2 separate regions of the Mus musculus genome follow, and region 1 is linked to region 2. Evidence: chromatin loops called from intact Hi-C (ENCODE). Cell type or tissue: heart. All regions are shown on one strand. Each heading gives the region's core, and the rest is flanking DNA. Links, peaks and the distances in the headings are about the cores only. Region 1 overlaps Ngly1 (N-glycanase 1). Region 2 holds the start of Ngly1 (N-glycanase 1).

Region 1 (9,090 bases), core at 3,508-6,007, 63 kb after region 2:
GGCTAAAAGTTTCCCTCCACTTTTTCATAAATTAATTTCTCTAGCATTCACGTTTTTTATACAATGAACTTAAATTGCTTTTTTTTTTTCCTAAGCGAACTGCTTCTTGTTTTTCAGCTTTTCAGGTTAGATGTGTTTAAAGCCAGAGATCTTGCTCAATACTTGAATTTTCTAGTATTTTTTTTAACTAACAGGTGTTGTGTTTATATATGCTGGACTCAGTTACTCCATATTTCTAACTGTTGGTAGCCTGGAATATCTGGTACTAAAGACTGATTGTATGATTGAGTTTTGTATTCAGCGCATCCCCATCAATCCTTATCTGTAATAATACAACTTCATTTTCCAGAAACTTCATTATAAAATAGAATTGTCACCACTAGCTACAGCTTCTGTCATATGTTGTCAGATTAGTGTCCTTGAATCTTTTTTCTATACACATAACATAGTATTTAGTAACACTATCTCATCTTCTACTGAAAGAACCTAGTGGGGAAACCCCCACTCAATTTCCGTTCGGCGCACACCCAAGAATCACGAACAGAAGACCAACTTGATGTAAGAACACGAGGTAGTTTAATGGCGGAGCTCCGGGTCAAAGCGTATCTCACACAGGAGACAGTGGTTTCGACCACGAGGCTTGGAAGCTAGGGGTTTTTATAGAAAAGGGGCGGGGCTGGGGGAGGACTTGGTGCGGTTTCACATGATTGGTCCATTTAAACATCAACAGACTGTCAGAAGGGCAGATAGGGAGGTACCAGGCCAGTCAGGACATGTAACGACGGGCCTGCCCGGGCATGTCCTAGCCTGTTCTGCTATGTTTTTAGCCCCTGATTTCAAAGTTCACAAACAACTCTTTGGGCTTTTTGACATATATTACATGAATCACAGGTCTCAAGGTTTATTTCCTTTCACTACTTGGCAACATTACCTTACATTGGTAAGTTATTTTCAGCCACTTGCATATTAATGTAAACCTTAATTATATTGTTGAATATGAACTAAGAACTATAGAATCACATGTTTTTCTTTATATTCTACTTTCTTCTGTCATTTGGAGTATTCTGGAAGGGTAATTTTCTCAATTAAGATTCCCTCTTCCCAAATATATCTAGGTGTGAGTCAAGTTGACAAAAACAGTTCATACAAGCATATTTAACCAAGAAGAAGGACAGCAAGTAAATGCTAGTCACTGTTGTTCTTACCTGATGATAGAACTAGACAACAGAGTAGCACATACAGGAAGATAGTCCATAGTTGGTCCTTCAGCCATTTGCCCTACATCTAAAGACTATCAGTTATGTTTCTAAATGAACCAGTCTAATTTGCATATCTGTCCATTTGTGTGTATTATATAAATTACATAGCTTTAATGCCTAATAAGTACTTCATGTTTATTAGAAATTCCCCTTCCCCATGAATCCAGAGCTTATACCCACACAGTCCTTTTGATGTGGTTCCATTAGACAAAACACAAATAATTACACTGAAGTAAGGAAAGTTTGGCAAGTCTAGGCATGATGAAGTGTTGAAGGACCTTGGACACTGACAGACTTAAGGCAAGAGCCTGCGATCTGAGGTACATAGACTAGGCAGATGCCATGGAGGACATGGAACCTAAAACTCAAACCTGATGAGAGAGGTGTTGGGCAGCAAGAGCAGATACTATCATGCATAGCTAGTGCAGCATAGTGAGAAAGGGCCTCTTATAGAACATCTCTTCTCATACAGACACAGAGTAAGAGAATAGAGTGAGATTCTTACAGTCAGGCCTGAGTAAGGGGGTTGAGCTACAGAAAACCCAGGTAGAGATGTGAGTTTCATGACACATAAGGAAGTTTGGCTGTGACAGGGATATACTGGAAACAGCCAGTAGACCTGAGCACCTTAAGCTATGACTGTTTCAAGTGAGAAGGGGTGGTTCACTGGAAAGGCAGACCTGTATGTCACTTCCACGGCCCTTGGTGGTGGCTGAGCTGTGTCATGTTCTTTGAGAGCCTGTGGCATCACTGTCATCAGAAGCGTGTTTTAAAATACTGACTTGAGGAGATGAGTCAGTGGGGCAGTTATTTGGAAGGACAGTCATGTTCAGCATTGTCTTTCTCGGTGCTTGCTTTAAGTAATAAACCTCTAAACAGATTATACTTTAGGGGACATATGTATTATAATAGCTTTTTATATGCACAAAAAGATGCCATAGGATATATTGCTAATAGCAAGAAAAATTATAGTATTAAGCATCTTTTTAGTGGGGAAATTTTCATTTTTAATTACCCTTTGTTCAAAGTATTCTGCAATGATAAGACTCTCATTTTCTACATTATTTAATTTCTTCTGAAAGTTCCTCCCACTTGCCCCAAATTTTCTAGGTTTATTTGGCCCGAAAAGAAGGATCATCTTTTGCTTATATTTCCTGGAAGTTTGAATGTGGGTCAGCTGGTCTAAAAGTAGATACTGTTTCCATCCGCACAAGTAGCCAAAGCTTTGAGTCTGGATCAGTGAGGTGGAAACTGCGATCTGAGACAGCTCAAGTCAACCTGCTGGGAGGTAGGTCCAACTACAGTGTTCACAGGAAGTGACCATTTGCCTGACACTCAGGGCTGTATGCATTTCATTGAGGTGTACTGAAGAGTTACTCATATAACTATATTAAAATTCATTTCATCTCATTTTGTATTAGACAGGCTGGTGTGTGTGTGTGTGTGTGTGAGTGTGTGTGTGTGTGTGGTGAAAAAATTCAGGAAGAAAAATAACCTCTTTGTTACAAAGAATATATTTCTTCTATAAAGAAAAATACCTGTTTTTAAGAGGGGATTTTAAACTCTATCAGTCCTATAAGAGGTACATTTGAAACTTCTCCTCGTTTTTCAAACTACCAAAACTCAATTGTAAATTCTTTTTTTCCCTCCAACAGATAAAAATCTACGTTCCTATAATGATTTTTCTGGTGCCACAGAGGTTACATTAGAAGCAGAGTTAAGCAGAGGAGATGGAGACGTTGCTTGGCAACATACCCAACTGTTTAGACAAAGCTTAAATGACAGTGGAGAAAATGGCTTGGAAATAATTATAACGTTCAATGACCTCTGAAAGCCTGAACTTCAGGGAAATGCTGGCTACAATCACCGACCCGCCATGGCCTCCAGTAGTGTATTAGCTCAGTGTGTATCTAGTTGGCAGTTCACCATCCTGTGCAACAGGTTTCTTTTGCTGGCTGTACATCATGTAATCCTCATTAAAGTATATCTTCATAGTGTGGACCATAAGAAATCTTCAATTAAATGCTAACTTCTGCCTGTGATTAGAATTTGGCATAAAATATTTGGCATAAAGTAACTGTATGAAATTCTAATCTAAACACTGTTACTAAAGTTGTAAGTGAAAATGATGGTATTCATGATTAAATGCTGTTCATGAATGTGATACAATCTAGGGCTACTAGTTACTTAACATTTTCTGATTAGATTTTTCCAAACATTCTCAATTTTGAATAACTGTCAAAGTCAAGTATCTTATGTCATATGATGCATGAAGGTTTTTATCATTGTAAATATCTGGACAGTTAAAAAATAAAATGGATTATTTTTGCTTTATGCCTTTTCAGTGCTTACCTTGCCTAAAAATTGGCTTTCCTGGGTATGAGGAATATTGAAAACTACCTCAGTATATACTGGTTTTTCAGACATTTATTACTAACAGTTTATTTAAAGATACTTTGCAAGTTCCATAATGCATGGGAACTTGGGTATTCTTTACCTTTGAATTATAAGATACCTCATTGAATAAAATATTCTTGGCTTTGAAACTGTCTTGTATGAGAAGATTAAGTGATGTGACTGAAATCTAAAACCATTAAGCAGAAAGCAGATACTGTTTGAGACATGCTGTGATATACTATAGAGTAGGTCACTATAGTTTAAGCTGCGTGAATCTGTTTCTAGCTATAGGATTTAATACCAAATCAATAAAAATACTGGAATCTTATAGAGTGAAAGAGTAGCAATTGTCTCTAAACCTCATCTCTCCCATTTAAAACCAGCATCTTTAGGTGTTTACCAGTAAATAGTAGGCCAACTTTTGAGAAGTGCTCCCTTCCTAAAAAGTTGTATTTCGCTTTTCCTCATAAATATTTTCTACCATGACACACAAAAGAATAGATAAACTGAATAAAGGATGATCAAGAAAGAATACAAAGCTATGCTTGGCTACATGAGACCCTGTCTCAAAAATAAACCTACCTTGTTTAATTTTTCAAGTAGCTTATGTAGCTGAACTTTTATGTCTTAAGTATCAATATTCAGGAAGTCTCAAACTTCAAATTATTTGTAGCAGCATAAATGGTCAGGCACTTTACAAAACACTAAGTGCCTCTGAATGACAGAGCCCTAGGGAACATTCACCTTGTCGTGGAATTTTGAGGCCCTTAAGATTAGCTGTAAGCTAGTTTAGGCTTGTCATAGTTTCACCACAAAAACCCTCATCAACAAACAAAGCTAGTCTTGACCCATCCAAACAGTTTCTTAAATGTCACTACAGGCAGGATTCTCTCCCAAGACCATCTTCCTGAAGTGTAAGGCCATAGACTCAGGAGTTTGTGGGTACCATTTTATGGATATTCTAGGATACTCAACAGCAGTGTTTTTAGAACCAGTTAATTCAATATAAGCTATTCTAAATTTGGAGAGTCTATAATAATAGAAGTTTTGGGGTTTTTTTTTTTTTTGGTCTTATTTATGTATAAATTAGGAGATTCAAGCATGCCTTCCTTAAATGCTTTTGAAAGAAATGAAGACTAAGCCACTACAAAGTCCAGCTGATTTATTACACGTGGGTGTTTCCTCTAGATTGGCCACAACTACTTTATCTCATCCCCAATGTATAGATACCAAATTGAAAAGCTAAATGGGAGCTAACTGTACAATGAGATCTTAATTTTCCTTCTTAATTTGCTCTTCCCTCAAAAGCCTATGTAGTTCTGAGATAGAGTCTCTGTAACTCATGCTGGCCTCAAACTGGGGACAATCCTCTTCCCTCAGATTGCCACATGATAGAATTTCAGGGATGAACCACCACACTTGACCTTTATCCCCAAGACTCTAGAAATCTGCAAAGTCTAATTAACAGGAAATTCATAAGTAATCCAGAAAGTTTTGAAAAACTAAATAGCTGCTACTGTAAGGCCTGACAGGGCATGTCACAGAAATGTCACACTATGAGTTGCTACTCCAGCTACCTTATCAGTCTTCAAATGTGTAGTCTTGAAGCAGGCTGATCCAGACTTTGACCTTGCTGCCACTGAGAAGGAGATTACCTAGGGTAGAGCCTTCTGACCTTGATGGCTCTATTTGCTCTTCTCCAAGACTCTGCTTCCTGCTGAGAGGTACTTGAGACATTGTTCCGGAGACACACCCTGTAGATCACCTACGGGCTAGCTCCAGGCACCAAGATTGAGCTGGCAGGGGATGGGCCTACCCTCTTTATAAACACAGACTCTCAGTAAACTTCAGAGGCTTTGAACAGAAAGGTTTGTCTTGGCCTCTTTTCTCACCATCTGATCTCTTTTAGCCCCAGCCTGCCTTTCAGAGGAACCCAGTTCCCGTGGCCGCAGGCAGCTACACAAATGCTTCAATTGGTAAAGTTATTTTAGCTAAAAATTCAAACAAGATAGTCATGAAAATAAAAATTGCTGCCTCCACCCCCAACCCTATACTATTTCCAGAGGTGACCAGCAAGACTACTGATGTGGGATACCCAAGACTTCCTGTGGGCTTCACCTGTGTGCATAGATCAGCTTTCATATCTTTGGGTTTTTTTCTCTATGGATGTGCAGCCTCTCTCTGCTAGCTTTATTAACACTTTTAGAAATCTGTTCATTTCCAGTCATTAATCTCCTCATTTTATACCACACTGTTTTGTAATTTATACTGTCACTTTATTTACAGACTGTTGTTTTCTTTTTATTGCTAGATTTATTGTGTAGAACATCCTTATACATATTTCACATAGAATATATGCAAAGATATGTGCATTTAATATTTTGGTGGCTATACACTTAACAATGGTATTAACGAACAGCAATGTCCTCCCTTTTTTGCAAAAGCTAAATTGCAGTGGTGGCAGCCAGCCAGTGTTCCCTGCCTCTGAAGTCCCTTGTTCCCATTCCACACAAAATTAGAGCAGGCTCTGTGTCCAGTCAGCTGATGAATGTATGCTTGTGATCTTCTGAGGTCCGTCATTAAAGGCCTGCTGACTCTGGAAAGGCTCTCCTCTGTGACTCTGGGATAATCCAGCTAACTCCAGAAAAGGAAGAGATGGCCCTTCACTCTAAAAGCCAGCACTGACTAGCCCTTCCGCAGGGGCTCTGAGGCTGCACTTCCTGAGAGTGTGCTGCACAGGTCAGAGCTGTGCCACTCAGGACCAGCACTGCTGCATTCCTAGCATGTGCCGGAGCCTTGAGAATAAGTGGCCTTAAGAGACATGGAACGATTGTTACACAGCAATGGATAACTATGGTAAGTGTGCCATGTTTACGATCCTGCCATATGAAACCCTGGAGATTTACTGTGAGGTCGATTTCTCAGGTGCCACTAGATGCAGGGGCCACTTCAGAGGCCACTTTCCTTAGCTAGTTTTGCTTTCTGCTAATTTCCTGTTTATATATTCTTTTGAGTTCTTCCTTTTTCTTTTTTGAAGATGTAAACCAAGCCTACCTCTCTTCTCACTTCACTATAGTCATTATAAAATCCTGTAAGAGCCTCACCTTGCCTTTCTATTTTGTTTTATTGGGGTTTGAGGCAGTGTTGGTGGTAGCCCAAGCTAGCCTTGAACTCTGGATCCTGCTGCCTAAGCTTTAGAAATTCCAGGAATTTTCTTCTGTAGATCTGTGCCACAACTGTTAGCTTCATAGTTGTCCCAGCTTTCTTCCTCTTTCCGGGCATTGTGTACAATTCACAGTGGTGGCTTGTCTCCAGTATTTTTCAACTGAAACTTTTAAATGAAGATATTTGACATAACATCTGGATTTTGCATGCATGTTAAGAAGTGATATGTGGTGGCTGCTGTAGTCTATCTGTACAGACCCATACCCCAAACAGGAGCAGCTGGCAAAGCCTGTATCTGTACAGGCCTACACCCCCATGTAGGAGCAGCTGGCAAAGCCTGTATCTGTACAGGCCTATACCCCCATGTAGGAGCAGCTGGCAAAGCCTTCTCTAGGACAAGAATCCCTGCAGGCCCCAACCCTCCCTCTGTAAACCCCCAGCTTCAGTGACATCTCGTGCCAGTCACTCTTTTCTAATATATTTGCACCCATGTTCTTAAATATTCTGATTCCGTGTAGATCAAATGTAAAAATCGAAGTCAAACCAATACACTCCACATTTTATTTGATCATGGATTTTTGTACACAGTCCCATATAAGAGTTACCTGCGTAGAAGTGTTCTGCCCTATGAGAATCTTCACTTTATAGCTTTATGTTTATATTTCAGCCATTTAATATAGATTTTTTTTTAAAATGCAAGTTGCTTAAGCAAAGATAGTTAGAAATGCTGAGTAGTTTGTGAAGAGGCAGCTATCCTTAACATTGCAGCAACTTAGGACCCATGAAGAGGTTGCTAAAGCTTCCAGCAATCGTTCTTATCAATACCAAAATAAGAGTCTCTGTGTTAGTTCCTGTCTTTCCTCGGTTTCTTCCAATTGCCTGTGAAACAAATGTACTCAGTTTTTGTTGCTGTCTTTAAAATCAAACTATAAGTGGCTCAGAGTATTTTGAAAAGTGTATTCTTGTTGCACTTTGGGAAACCATCTCTACAGAGCTGGCCAGCTCTCTAGAGCATTCTCAGTTTAAAGAAAATAAATCATCATTAGGCTATGACCATGGTGGCACATAGTTGTAATTCCAGTATCAAGAAACTGAAACAGGACTGAGTGGTCCAGGTCAGTTTGACTACATAGAAAAACCGTATTTTAAAAAAAGGATGGTGAGGTGTCCTGTGCCTTTAATCCCAACACTTGGGAAGCCGAGGCAGGTGGATCTCCATGAGCTTGAGGACAGTCTAGTGTACAGAGTGAGTTTCAGGATTGCCAAAGCTACACAGAGAAACCTTGTCTTGAAAAACCCAAAGGGGAAAAAAAGAAGAAAGTCATTACTATCTTTATTGTTCTTTCCAGATACCTCTGCCATTATTTAATTATCCTACTGTTAAAAACTAATACAAAAAATTGCAAAAATAATAAAACTAAAGATAGTACGGTATGAAACAATGTATTTTCCTCTCAAGAGTATGAAGAACTTGGGACTGGAGAGATGACTCTGTGGTTAAGAGTGCTTCCTGCTGTTTGTCACTCATGAGCATATACCCCCCAAACATAAATGATACAAGAAATCCTTAAGTAATATAAACTTTTGCTTTCATCTACATCTTCTAATGAAAAACAACAGTACCAAGAGCTCCTCAGGACCCTCTTGTTCCCCTCTCCCCTTCTCCAAAGGCACCTCTCATTATTTTCTTGGTACCCAGATAGTTGGGTACCCCCTTCTCCAAAAGCACCTGCCATCAGAAATTTAGAGTTTGTTTATTGTGTGGTCTCTGGCTGTGCAAATAAATACTAAGACACTACTGATCTGCATATGTTTAAGCCTGTGTGCATGGAATGAATTATCATCCTTCTGCAAGCTGATGCTCCAGTCATTTGGTTAGACCTGAAGTTTGTCATCCTCAATGCAGGAGAGACCCTATAATATAAGATCCCCACCTTGATATTTGCTTGCCAATTTATGATTATCAGAAAACACCACAGAGTGGAATCTATCCTCTCTATCAAGTGTGCTTGGGAAGATGAATACCTTCTATTACTTTATAAGTACTGAAGCCATTCCTACTAGGAAAGAGACTTAGCAGGAAGAAAAGGAAGCAGCCTAGCAGCCATAAATAGTATGCTGAAGACGGCTCTTAAATATGACCTAGAGCAGGATGTCCTGTGTGACATCAGTGAGCTTACTATTTGGGAATGATCTAGGCTTTGTGGAAGTGAATGTTTGGAAACAAAGGCATATTTCTCATACTGAATTCCTGGATGGAGAAACACTG
Region 2 (9,090 bases), core at 4,258-6,757:
TAAACAGCTACTTCTGTAACAATAAAAAGGGCTGACTCATGACAGGAAGTGACCAGAAGATTGCCCAATATCTGAAGTGGAAATTCCTGAGCTTACGAAAGTTTTACTTGCTCAGAGATAAATCTGTAATGGATAAGTAGGATAAGTAGCAACACAGCCAGGGGATGTCTATTAACTGTTCAAGTCTGTCCCACGTGTGAGCTTTGCTTTTTCTTCAGATAAAGGATAGACTATGCTATCTTGTAGTCATGATTATATATTTTCTTGTGGGCAATAACCTCTTCAGGCCATCGTTGCCACGTATGCTTGCTTTCCAAATGTAGAAAAGAATCTGAGGTAAGTTTAGCTATTTCCTCATTACTCCTGGATATGATTTATTGTCTACTCTGTCTAAAATGTTTAAGAAAATTCAACTTGTTCCTGATCCAGTAGCTCACCATTTGCTTAGTATGATCTCCCTGCAGTGAAAATTGTGCTGTTTCCTCCAGTACCTTTTGGCAATTTGTTTTACATACAAATTTCTGATCTCAAAAGGCATTGGGGTATGTGGACTGTGGAAGGTTAGCTGAAAGGGGAACTCTGTCTATGCAGCCATGGAGAAGTCATGTCATCATCCATGCTGCAGTGAAACTTTCTGGCCGTGCAGATGCCCTAGGCACTTACTCCTGTAAGGAACCCTTCACCCATGCTCTGAAGTAAGCTGAATAAACTTAGAGTGCCCTAAGTCGGACCTGGGGATTTTGCTTTGATTTATTGTTGTTGCTTTATAAAGAGGCTGGGTATTTGTTTACATCTTCCCAGGGAAAGAATTGTTCTCAAAACAATGCACCCACATAAAACGTGATATAACAAGACCATAATGTATATTTATATTTCTCTCTGTGATCATTTTACTTCCATCTGGAAAGGGTTAAGAAGTTTTTAAAATCATAATAACAGCTATATGTGAATTATTACCGTATTGTTTGCTAAAATATCATGGTGTATTCATGAATACAAATCTTCAACTTGGTTTTGCTTATCATTGCCTCCTCTTATTATTTCTCTGGTTCAAAGCTTTATTTCCAAATACAGTTCTCAATTAAATAAACTTTCTATCCAAACAATTAAACTTCTGTTTGTAATATTATTTTAGCACAAAGGAGACCAAGGTCAGTGCTATCTCATTAAGTCATGAAATGCTTCAAAGAAGTGGACCTAGACTTCAATCTGTAAACTGGGTGAATACATGTGTAGTAACTGAGGGGAAGGCAAGCATTTCAACAGACAGTAGTACAATACGGACAAAACACCAGGACTTTGGGGCCAGTGCCAAATTTGAGAAGCTGGACTTAGTAGATAAAGTTATCTTCCACTAAGCTTTATAGCTTGATAACCTGAATTCCATCTCTCTCTCTCTCTCTCTCTCTCTCTCTCTCTCTCTTTCTCTCTCTCTCTCTCTGTGTGTGTGTGTGTGTGTGTGTGTGTGTGTGTGTGTATTTTGGTTTGGGTTTTTTTTTTTTGTCATTGTTGTTATTGTTGTTGTTCTTTGCTCTGGTTTTTTCTTTTTCCAAGACAGGTTTTACTGTGTAGCCCTGGCTGTCCTGGAACTCACTCTGTAGACCAGGCTGGCCTCAGTGTCACAGAGATCCATCTGCCCCTGCCTCCAAGGGTCGGGATTAAAGGTGTGCATCATCACGGCTCAGCCATTGAGGCTTGCAACCATTTCCAGAACTCTTAACAGTGGAAGGAAAAAAACCAACTCCCAGAAATTGTCCTTTGATCTCCAAATGCCATGGCAAGGGCATGTGTATGCACTTGCTACACACACACACACACACACACACACACACACAAATAAAAATGAGGTGTGGGAGAAATGGCTCAGAGGCAAAGGGATATTTCCAGAAGGTTATGGCGACAGCATATCAGCAGACAGCAAGCATGGTGGCTATAGGAAGAAATGGAAAGTTCACATCCTTTACCACAAGCATGAAGCCAAGAGAGCAAACAAAGGTGTTTTCTCTACTACTTTCAGTGACATACTTCTTCCAGCAAGATGTGCCACCTAACTATTCCCAAACTGAACTACTGACTGGAAACCATGAGTTCAAATACTAGAGCCTGTAGGAAATATTTCCATTCAAACCACCACACTCTACTCCCCGGTCTTCATAGATGCCCTGGAGTCTTTCACAGTCTTAATACTGTTTAAAAGCCCAAAGTCTCTTCTAAGATGCAAAGCATCACAGAATTCAACCTTCAGTAAAATAAAAAGGCAAATCACATATTTCCAATATATGGCACAGATTGCCATCCCAAAAGGTCCAAGTGGGGAATAAGAACATAATGGACCAAACTATGACTAGAATCCAGCAGGACAAAACACCAAATCCTGTAGCTTCGTGTCTTCTGTTAAGGGCTCCACACCTCCAGCTTTCCTGCCAGTAGCCTGCATCTCTCTCTTAGGCTGGTCCTTCTCTATTGACCTCCTTGGCAGCTTTCTCATAGCGTTGATATCTCCAACATCTTGTGGTCTCCACTGGAACCCAAGCTTCCCTTTCACAGCTCTACAAAATGGCCTATCATGACTCTTATTCTCTCAGTATCTTCATGCAGAGAATTCCATACCACATGTTGCCTGGCCTCAGAGGCTCTCAGAAGCCACAGAGGTAGGATCTGTGACACTTCATTCTTGTATCCTTCAAGTCTAAACCTGGCACTGTGGCTGCCAGCCAGGGATGGGGTCACTTGAATCACATTAGCAGCAATACTTTTTCATTCAGTAACTTTCTGGGATCAGAAAAGACTTTAGGCTATTGTACAAGCTGGAAGTTTTGCTGAGTGAGGTCTTGGCTAGAGAGTACCCTTTACCTTTGTTCCAGTACAAGGCAAACTTCTCAACTATGTGAAACATCTTCTCTCTAGCACATGCCTTGGCTGTAGTGTTAAGCTCCCTAGATCTCCTTTTCTCTACAAACAGTACAATTTATCTTGTTTTCTAGCCCAAGTCTTCCCAAAGCCTTCTATAAATATTCCCCTAGCCCCACAAAATAAAACCACATGGTCAAGTTCATCCCAGCAATATCCCACTCTCTTAGTACTCGTTTCTGTCAGTCAGGAGTTTGCATGTTGGTACTCCTTTTCCCTGAACTGGGAGTAATCCAGGGAAATGAGCCCCTACCAATCCCAGTTGTAGATATGATAGCTGCCCAACATAAGAGGGCAGTTCAGGTCATGCCACTCTTGGTCGCTTTAGAAATAGCAGCTGGTACTAGAATTGCAGGAATAACGACTTCCATAACACAATATGATAAATTTACTTCCAAGCTCAGCACAAGTTTTCAAAAAATATCTGAAACCATGCTTACCCTAGTTTTCTATTGCTGTGATAAAACACCACAACCAAGGCAACTTATAAAACCATTTACTTTGGCTTATGGGTACAAAGGTTAGAGTGCGTGATGGCAGAACTGCATGGCAGCAGGCATGGCAGCCAGAGAAGGAAATTGAATACTCACATCCTTTACCACAAGCACAAGCAGAGGGAGTAACCTGGACATAGGGCAGGAGCATGTACTCTCAAAACCTAACTGCCTCCCATAATGCACTTTTCCTAACAAGGCTGCAGCAGCTGGCCTGCCTGTATCCTTTATATACTGGGATTACAAGGATCAGTCAACACTCACAGCAAATAGCTGGGAATACAGCATTTGAAGTTGGGCCACAAACATAATTATTACTTTGTTATGGACCAGAAAAAAAAATGCTAGTAGTTAGCCACTGAAAAATTTAAACAACAGCTAATAACATACTTTGTTGAACATAATATTCTCTTTCTAAGACTTATTCTTTCAAAGTCTCATAGATATACAATGTTCTTTGGCCACAGTCCATCCATTATCTCTCTTCCATCACCTTTGCCCTCCCCTTTAACCCCCCTTTCCCTCATCTGCCTCCTTCTTTCATGTCTTTGGTGGTGGTGGTAGTAGTGATATATGTATGTATGTATGTATGTATGTATGTATGTATGTATGTATGTATGTATATTTGATTCTCCTGCCTCTACCTTCCAAGTTTTGGGATTTGCCAACATGCCTAGCTGAAAACAATATTCTTGAAGTTGGTCTACAAACCTAAGTGCTAAAAATGTAGGTATATTTTACAGATGAATATTCAGAAGTTCTTGAAAATTCTCCGAAGAAATTGCCCAGAAACATTAAAAAACAACAGATAATAAAGTGTCAAACGAGGTCACATAAGTAAATATCTTTAAAACACAAAGCCAACAAGTACCTGCTACGTGCTAGTGATTCATATATGTAATTCCAGCTATTCAAGGTGAGTGGAGCATGGAAAACTCCTGACTACAAATCAAGGTCAAGTGCACTCTTAGTGGCATTTCAACATTAAAAAGTAATAAAAAAAAGCCAGGTAGTGGTAGACAAGCCTTTAATTCCAGTACTCAGGAGGCAGTGATCAGGTGGATCTGAGTTCAAGCTGATCTATAGCTGGAGTTCCACTTTACCCAGAACTATGCAGAGAAACCCTCTTCTGAAGAAGAAAAAGAAGTAATGAGGACTGAGTATGAAGCTCAGTGCTGGAGCCAATTTCCAGGGTTGATGTCAGTGACAAGGGCATCAGCTAAGGAGGTTAGTGATTCCCTTTCTAAGATAAATTAAGGATACTGGTAAGGGATATGCCAGTATGAGTCAAAGGATACAATGTGTATATAAACTTTATTTACTTGTTTGTTCCTCATTTTATTCTATTATTGTATATGGGTTTTATGCGAGTATCCATAGGACACTCCCAAAATGCTCCTTGCATCAGAATCATACCTTGTGAGCAACAACTGAGTTTTCATCAACAGAATTCGGAAAATACACAAATCAGAAACCCAGAAGAGTTCTGAGCTATGCTCTGTTTTTGAAGCCGGACACTAGTAACCAAAGGGCAAGACTGCAGTAAATTCCCGTGTGAGCCCAGCCTAGGCCACAGACCATGATCACTTTCCCTTCCCCATAACCGCCCCCACCCCACCCCACCCCCCAAAAAAAAGACATAACAAAAACTTGCTCGGTCTTCTGGAGTCTTTTCTTCCACAAAAGACTTTTATCTACCGTAAAAAGAAGGCTGTGCAATTATCTCTGGGACCCTACCCGACACAAGCAGCCACCACAGCTCGAGATCTACTCCACTGGCTCGGCCCCTTGTACCCCGTACCCCAACGTTCGCAACCGGCCTCTCCGCGGCTCGCCCCGCCCCTAGCCCCTCCCGGAACGCCCCGCCCCTCGGCTCCTCGCCCCGCCCTCTGGCCGCAGGCCTCTGCGGCGGCCTAGGCGCTCCTCAGCGCCTGCTCAGTGCGGGCCGCGGTGCGCGAGGTGGCGAAGGCCGCGGCGCAGCCATGGCGTCGGCCACACTGGGCAGCTCGTCGAGCTCTGCGTCCCCGGCCGTGGCCGAGCTATGCCAGAACACCCCGGAGACCTTTCTGGAGGCCTCCAAGCTGCTGCTCACCTACGCCGACAACATCCTGAGGTGCAGCCGGGGCCCTCGAGCCTGAGGGCCGCAGGCGGGCGGGGCCGCGGACACTCGGGCCTGAGGCGGGGCGGGCTGGGCGACGAGGGCCCGCCGAGGCTGTCACTGAGTTTGACAGCTGTGCTGTCCCATCTCGCTGCAGGATCCCGGCGCTGTGGCTCAGCCCGAGTGCCAGTTAAACGTTCACGCCGAGTTTGGCGGTTGACACATTTATAGTTTAAGTTACGAACTTTGTGTCAAGTCACCTTTGTACTGAGTGCAGCACTTTCCACAACTGGCTGGGAGTTTGAGTCAGCACCTCCCATGGCCGCTCCGGTCAAAGAGTGTGGGGAAGGGATGCGGAGGGGCAGACAGTGGAGGTCACTTCAGTTGAGCCCCTGGGCGCTGGCTCTTACAAACACACCGACCCGAAGTCTGTAGGAATTCTTAGTTTAAAGGCTGTACAGTTCATGCGGACCAGCTTTAGAGAGTTAGTTGTTAGAGACATTGAGGTGTTGTCCTGTACCCCAAACTGGCATGGAACTTGATCTGTACCCCAGAACTCATGCCAGTCACGACCTACCAAAAGCTGAGATTACAGGTGTGTGCCACCACAACCATAATTCTTCATTTAGGTGACATTAGTGATATTTAAAATATATTTGAAAAGGGAATATAATGTGATTCTATGCCAGATGTTATGCAGCATTTGGGCTTGCACATAATTGTGACTTGTGTGAAGATGGCCTTCCTCCTTTATGACACCTCAGCTTAACCCTGAGATCTCACAGCACCTCAGAGTACAAGGTGTCTGAAAGAACTCATAAGCTTGATTCTCCAGAGCCCACAGCTGGCGTTTCATACTGAATTGTTTAAGTCTTCAACCTCCCACCCCCATACATAAGAGAAGGATGGATTTGTAAAGACATTTCGATTCTGTTAGTACAATGAAACCAAAGATGCTAAGATCAGAGTACTTTGAAAGATAGCTTTGCATGCAGACAGTTATTTCGGATCATGACCATCATTATGAATATTTACTAAATTTCTTAAAGAAACTGGTTCATTTTACAGCCTTTACTGTGGCTTACATTTCTGATCTTGGAGTTTTTGTTTTATAAAGGAAATTAGAGCAGTTTGTAAGAGAAATGATTCAGGTTGATGTGAGAAAATGCTCCTTTAGTTTGTTTTCAACAAGTGTCCTTGTGTTCTTAGAATTCAAGGTCTGGCTTGGTTGGGAGATGATATCCTGCTTCTTCATGTCCAAATCCAGTGACTTCTTAACTCTTAAGGAAAAGCTCCATGTCTTCCTGGTCCCTGACCGCACATTATAATTATACTTCTGTAATTTGGTAGAGAAAATCAGGTTCCTCTTTGCATTGCTATTTTCTTTTAAACCCACTAGTGCCATAGTGGAGGCACTATTGAAGGCATATTGTCCCAGCATCTCATTTGCCTCAGTATCAGAACAATTTATAGAATGGATATGCAAATAAAAATGCATTAGCTTGTTTTGAAGTAGATACTTGTCACTGAAATCTACAATGAAATAATACTCTTAAATTTCTGCTTGAATATTTATCATATCCTAACAGTAATAAATCTAAATAAGCTCCAAAAGAAATGTGTGCTAATTTGTATGCAAAAGCTGCCACCCATTTTAGATAAGATGAGCTTACTATGGACTTTATCAAGAGCAAAACAAAGCAACTCTGTATTAGTTTTCCTGACATCACAGGTGAGCTGCTTAGCTAATTTGATTCATGAACCAGAGTTTGGTTTAGAACTTTTCATGTACCTAAGAATAATGTTGAACTTCTTATCCTCCTACCTACACCTCTAAGTTACAGGTGTGGGCTACCACAATTGCTGTTATGAGCTGCCACAGATTGAGCCAGGGCTCAATGAATGGGAGGCAAGCACTCTACCATCTAAATGGATCCCCTGTCCCTAGTTCATTTATTCTTTAATATAAATATTTGATATTGTACTGTTTTGTTTACAAAGCACACATAGTGTTTGACTATTAACTGTACTGAGTGAAGAACCAAGAATCAAACATAGTTTCTTTGTTCAAATAATATAAATGTATTTGGGAGAAGAAAGGTTTGAAAAACAGCTACAGTGTAACATCAAAGAACAATTCCAAGACAGTGTTAATGTCTCTGTCTTTATATTTTTATGTTAGGAGGTAGTAGGGAGACCAAACATGAGACATTTAGTGAAGGGATAGGCAAAGGTGACTCACAGTTTCTACAGTGGAGTTTCCGGGAGGAAACCATTAGAAGAAACAGGCATTGATTATGAAGTCACTGCATAATCATAACAATAAACCCAATGGAATGGAGAAAGAGAATTTTCAATGACAATGCAAGAAGTAATAGAAGACAAAAAACTTCTAATTTTTAATGTAGGTTGCCACTGACACGTAGAGAAATTGAGTGTAATTGAAAGTTGGTGAGTCTGCTGGCAGCTTGTGTGGTGGTATATGTATAAACATTTTAACCAGAGCAGTAAGTTTCAATTTTAGTCAACTATTTTAAGTGTCATTATAGGCAATTTACATATAATTTCCAAGTTTAAGTTTACCTTATAAAAGGAAGAAAAATACTCTATTCTAGGACTACCCAACATAAATGACCTGGCACATATATCGCAACTACTGAGGTGGTTGCTATTATTATTATTTCTATTAAATTAGGTGAAAAGTTTGGTGGAGTGTTTGACTGTTTGTTCTTTGAAATTTCATGTCTGTAGCCCATTGTTTATTCTTCATCTCTTTCCCTGTCACCATCCCCTCTAGTGTACAAATTCCTCCCACATGCAATTATTTTTGTAATGTTTTGTCTTGTGCCCTACAGTGGGGGTTTTGTGGTTTTTTTGGTGTTTGAGAATTGTTTTTTGTTATTGAAACAGTTCCGTCGTTTGGCATATTGGGATTATAGGTATACACTACTGTACCTTGATAAGTAGTCAGTGTTTGCTCAAAAGAAAAGTGGATGCTAGAGGAGGGGCCAGTGGTAGTTCTGTATCCTTCCTAAGGCAGAGCTGTTTCAGAAAAAGTGGGAGGGAGAATGTGACTTTCCGTAACTAATTCAAATACAAAGGCAAATATTATTTTTCTGAAAATTAAATAGTTTGGTAGATAACTATGAGAGTAAAACACCAAAAAAGACAAAAATATTTTCAAAGATAAAGTTGAGCACAGTACAAGAAATTCTGCTGCCTTCTCAAGATTCTATCCTTTTAACATCATGAAAAACTACATATTCAGAAAAATTTCCCAAGAAAAGATACAAGATAATTGCTAAAAAGTGAAGTAAATATTACAACTTACAAAAGTATTTAATAGGTAACAGAGATGGATGGGGGAAGCATCAAAGCATGACAACAAAAACAAAAAACTGTACAGAGAAAATTAAGTTGATAGAGAATCAAGCAAAATTCAATTCAATGCCCAGGATACCATAGAAAGGCAGGGCTGACTTTGGGCTTAGTCTATGCTTGAACTCAAGCAAGTCTGCTTAGCATTTTTAATTTAAAAATGGGTTAAACATTCATAGCAACTAAGATCTGAAACAAGGGGATTGTGAG

What was found. Peaks named below come from ENCODE experiments on the same cell type or tissue, not always from the same donor. Only the 100,000 strongest peaks of a DNase experiment are listed, where the experiment ranks them.
Region 1: it touches region 2 in a loop (2.2-fold over the local background); 2 of 42 quality-filtered maps call a loop at or near these places.

The regions. Positions count from the first base shown.
Region 1 is chr14:16,307,945-16,317,034 of GRCm38, forward strand. It overlaps Ngly1 (N-glycanase 1), which reads left to right. Exons shown (of 12, transcript NM_021504.3): 11 at 2,370-2,547; 12 at 2,915-3,982. The coding sequence ends at 3,090. Among named protein-coding and RNA genes, the nearest start is that of Top2b, 53 kb to the right of the region's middle. In heart, for the core only: no CTCF peak of the experiment used is centred there; no DNase peak of the experiment used is centred there.
Region 2 is chr14:16,243,981-16,253,070 of GRCm38, forward strand. It overlaps Ngly1 (N-glycanase 1), which reads left to right and starts at 5,334. Exons shown (of 12, transcript NM_021504.3): 1 at 5,334-5,517. The coding sequence starts at 5,387. It also overlaps a transcript of Oxsm not described here. In heart, for the core only: no CTCF peak of the experiment used is centred there; a DNase peak (open chromatin) is centred at 5,331; H3K4me3 peaks cover 1,763 bases; H3K27ac peaks cover 1,441 bases.